2 separate regions of the Homo sapiens genome follow, and region 1 is linked to region 2. A link is a loop called in an ENCODE intact Hi-C map of the cell type or tissue named here. Cell type or tissue: PC-3. All regions are shown on one strand.

Region 1 (2,500 bases), 150 kb after region 2:
TTTTTTTAAAAAGAACTAGAACATTAAGAGTATAACTATGTTCCACTCAGCCATTTCCATCCCCGCTCCTTAAGTCGATGCCTATCATGCCTGTAGTTATTTTTTCTTTCACTACATGTGTACATATATATTTGTGTGTATATATACATTTTTACATAAGCAGGAAAAATAATAATAACAATAATAATAATTTGTGTCTGCTGGAGAATTGCTCGGTGTGTGGGGAAAAACCAACACACATTTTGGTGACCAGAGATGAAATATTCTGTGTTGAATGGTGTGTGATAGCAGAAAAAACAGTTTTTTTTAATGCATATATCAGACAACTACCCACTCCAGTATTTCCCTGCATGATTTTGAAATTGCCTGATTTCCATTCTGAGCCCTGCACTAACACTTTTTTGTGTAGGCTGTCACTGTGATGGGGCATCTGACAGGATCTCCAAGGGAAGGTCTGGTATATTACAGCTTAGTGCAGAGATCAGGTAGAGAACTATAGTTTTCAGGCCAAGCCTTGCTTGCCACCCATTTTCATAAATAAACTTTTATTGTGACATAGCCGTATCCATTTGTTTACATAGTATATTCGGCTGTGTGGAGTAGTTGTGGCTGAAACTATATGCCCCACAAAGACTAAAATATTTACTATCAGACCCTTTACAGACCCCTGGCCTAGTGGATCTGTGTTCACTTTCAGGATTTCTCATTGAAGTGGGAGGAAAATGAGTGTCTTCTTTGCCATCTCAAATTCAATACTGGGTGGCTAGTGTAGGTAAAGCTGAATGAACTACCAGGGAAAAATACAGATGTATAGGATGTGCTGTCTGTCCTCAAAATAATATTCATTGGTGGATCCCTTTTCAAAGAGTAGAATGCTTTTCATATCCCTCCCTGCCCGTATTATTTTCTCTGAGAAAAGAATCCAGCTAGTGTTTGCACTTGTAATTCATGACATTTATATAGCACCACAGAGCATGCATAGCCTACACATAATTTTATTGAATCCAGAGATCAGAATCATTGTTTTCCTTCCACATTTGGAGTGGGAGGGGGAAGGCAGAATGAGTCAAAAGCTGGAAATGAGAAAAAGTTTCCTGAAGCATGAAACAAAGTAGAATAGCTATTTTGCTGTGGACCAAGTGGGTAAAGACATGGCATAAACAATGTGGATTCACTAAAAGCCATTATCATGAGCATGATTCATGGGTGTGTAAAAAATTTAAACAAAAATTCCTTTACCCAGTAGTCAAATTTCTCAAATTTATGACTCACTCATCATACCCTTCTATCATCTGGAACTAAATCAAATATTCAGGTTCCATCATGTTTTGGATATTTCAGGTCTTCATTTATCATTTCTCCCCTTAAAGGGCCCTCAGGGAGAGGGCAACGGTTTGATGGATTATATATTTCAATCTTTCACACTCAGGGTAGCATCCTGTTTCCTGGTGTTAAAAGTAAAGATTGTTTCCTTTCCACAAGTAGCTTTTAAGCCCTACTCATTAACGTTTTAGATTATTTTATGGCCTTATATATGATGTAGTTTACAATGATATCATCATCAAAAATTTATGATGCTGCCACGTAAAACTAGAGAAAGAAAAACTCTATCAAAAGAGACACCTCTTTTGAAAAAGTACCTCTGTTAATATGAATACACTGCCATGTTTAAAGATGCAGAACATGTTACAAATAAATGGACATGGCTGATTGTGTTTCCCAGCCTGGCTACATTTTCATATTACTGTGATTAATTCTGTCAAAGGAGGACAATTATGACATCTGAAAGTGTGTTTTGATTTTTAAAATCCAAAAAGGAACATGCCTTCTTGGTTAAATGGAGTTATTAAAATATTTGGTAAGAATGAACTTCCCAAAAGGTAGCATAGCTTTGCTTATCATCTAGACTTAAAATTAAAAGCAGCTTTATGTTAGATTTTAATAAACTGTATAATTTCTAAATTTTTATTTTATATATAAATATATATATTCTTTTTATACATGAGATATGTATCTAGCTATCAGGATAGCACTATGGTTTAATTAATTTTTAAATATTAACAAGGCAATTTGATCCACATTTGTGTAGGTACAGCTGGTTGCCTACATAACATTTATTCTCCTCCTTAAACTTCTTTCTCTCTACTAAAATTCTAATTTTGTGTGGCTATACACCCTCTTCAATAGGGTCATTTACATCAGGGAAGAATGAGCCCTGATTGGTTTAAGTTAATCATGTGATTGATTTAGCTTGGCATGTGAGTCAGGCCAGTGGCCATCAGCAGAAGTCAGCTAAGGGCTTTTTGTGAGATGGTTCTTTCTCATTTGAAAAGTTTGTAAGAAAGAGTTCATTACTGGACATTTTCAATGGGATAGCTAAAACGGTGGCAGTCATATTGAGACCTCAGGCGAGGAACTAGGGGAGGACAAGGCTAACAGGCTGAAGATGGCACAAGACAAGGAAGGAATGATGACATCATGAGCCAAGGATTAATCAACC
Region 2 (2,500 bases):
AATATTTTAGCAATCACTATATCATCAGGTTTCTCTGTTTTCCAGTCTTTTGTCCTAACTCCATTGTAGTAAGGATATCACTTTAAATTTTTTTAAATGCAAATAAATCTAAGACCACTATTGTCAAGTTAATATCCACTTGGTACTTGTATGATGAATTATTATAGTTGTGAAGGTAATATAGTTTCTTATATGCTGAGACTATGGACCAGAGTTGGCTGTTAGTGCTGAGTACATAAGACATTAACAAAAAAGGATAATGAAAATGACCATAAATAGGAAAACGCTACCATGCCGCTTAATATTTTCCGAACTTTGAGTCATGATTTACTTGTGGGTCATGAAATCAAAGAGTGATAACAAAATTAAGAACAGAAAATATGAAAGTGTAGTATATATGGTGAAGTTAAGAATTGGTTCATAAAACCTTGGTTGCAGGATGTGCTCTGGGTCACAATGTGAAATCTACTTCTGCTATAGGTCAGAGTCAGTGGAAAGTCACTATTGTAGCCGGTACCTAACATGTTAAAGAGAAAGTCTATATAGTCTTACTCAGTATGAGTCACCACTGGACAATATTCAATATTCACCACCTCCTCAATATTCAAATCCTGGATAGCCTGAGAAAGTCAATGACATGCATTGTGCTGAGATCATGTGGTTCAGGTTAGAACAGTTTTTCTGGGCTTTGACTGAATCTCACAGATCTAAATGTGTTTTTATTGCCATGTTTGCTAAATGTCCTTGGTAAAGAGTGGAGACTCCAAGGAACACTGGTCAAGGTATGTCACCTTTTCACTAAAATAAACACAACTTTATTTCTCAACTAGGAATAGTGTCAACATAACTGAAAAATTCAAATAAATTTTGAATTGCTTGAACTGCCTTTATTATATATTTTATAGATTATCTAACATCAAATTATGCTATGATCACTTTTATTCAGTAACTTACTGATTTTGTATGTTTTTATACAGAAATGGATTATCATTCTAGTAGAGCCTGGAGAGTTCAAACTGTCTGAAAGTTCTACCTAATCTTTTCTACCTAATCAATGCATAAGACACTGGTAACTTCTTAGGCACTCTCTCATAATCTCTGCAATTTCCCTTCTGTATTCTGAAAGTAAACATCTATTTTTTCAATCTGTTGTAAGCTGCCATATATACAACAAGCTTATTACATCTTACAACCAGACTTCCACTTGTAAATTGCCTCCTCCTCCTCATATAGAAATTCTGGAGCTGCCACTCATATTTCTTCAGAATCCCAGTGACTCACTGTAGAATCAGCTCTGCCTTTTCTCAATTTCTGGCATCCTTCAAATATCTTTCAGATGAGAAATGGGGTTGAAATTGGACAACATTTCTTTCTACCATCCCTTGAGGACAAGATTTCAAAATCTTTACCCCCAGGCTTTCAAAGGCCAGGCCTGTAATGCCAAATACATGTGAGATGTTCTCCATTATGAAGTCCCTTGAATTCTAAATTTAAATCTCAAAAAAATCTAAATCTGAACTTTTTTTTTCCTGTCTCCCAGAACAGCTGCTTTCTCCTACTGACTTTCTGTGTTTATGAAGATCCCTTGTTTTCCCAGACTTCAAGACTCAAAACTTCAAGATCATATTGGACTCCTTTTTTGGTTCTCACCTTCTCCATTTAATCCATCATGAAAGTTTACATCACTCAACCAATTCGAAATCTGTCTGGCTGGGCTCTAAACCTACTTCACAGTGTTCATTCTGGCAAGAAGGTGTCATGAGAGTGTCTCTTGATTGACTCAATTGATGAGACCAGAAATAAATACAACATGACATCATGGTAGGAACAGTTTTCTATCTCTAGCTTAAAATAAATCTAAAACATAATAGGAACTTATTAGGAAGAACAATGGCTTTGTAATTTTCTGTCATTTAAAAAATAAAGAAAATTCTCCTTTCACAGGATTATTAAATGCTCATTCCAAAGTTTAAAAAATATTACTTGTATATGACTATATTTTATTTCACTTTATAGTAAGTTCCTTCTATAGTCCTGAATATATGGGTTGCTAGTTAAAATTAAAGCAGCCTGTAATCCTACTACTTAGGGAGGCTGAGGTGAGAAAATTGCTTGAGCTCAGGTTCAACACCGGCCTGGGCAACACGGCGAAACCCTGTCTCTACACGAATTACAAAAATTAGCTGGGTGTGGTGGTGTGTGCCTGTGGATCCAGCTACTCAGGAGGCTGAGGTGGAAGAATTGCTTGAGCCCAGGAGGTTGAGCCTCAATGAGCTATGATCACGCCACTGCACTCCAGCCTGAGTGACAGAGTGAGACCCTATCTCAGTAAGTAAATAAATATGTAAATAAAACTAAAGCAGAGACCATGATTTCCTTTCTATTGTTTTCTAATTCTTCTTTAAATGAGTCACTTTGCACTTTTCTTTTCTACAACTGGAAAATCAACAAATACATTTTAAGCTACTGAGGGCCAATAGGTTTCAATTTCCTTATTGGC

Evidence for each region. A loop is a pair of places that touch in the nucleus more often than their neighbours do. Peaks named below come from ENCODE experiments on the same cell type or tissue, not always from the same donor. Only the 100,000 strongest peaks of a DNase experiment are listed, where the experiment ranks them.
Region 1: it touches region 2 in a loop (3-fold over the local background); 1 of 110 quality-filtered maps calls a loop at or near these places.

The regions. Positions count from the first base shown.
Region 1 is chr5:144,071,586-144,074,085 of GRCh38, forward strand. No RefSeq gene overlaps it. Among named protein-coding and RNA genes, the nearest start is that of YIPF5, 98 kb to the right of the region's middle. In PC-3, no CTCF peak of the experiment used is centred here; a DNase peak (open chromatin) is centred at 1,126; H3K4me3 peaks cover 539 bases; H3K27ac peaks cover 1,586 bases.
Region 2 is chr5:143,920,385-143,922,884 of GRCh38, forward strand. No RefSeq gene overlaps it. Among named protein-coding and RNA genes, the nearest start is that of HMHB1, 110 kb to the left of the region's middle. In PC-3, no CTCF peak of the experiment used is centred here; DNase peaks (open chromatin) are centred at 597 and 1,327; H3K4me3 peaks cover 285 bases; H3K27ac peaks cover 2,500 bases.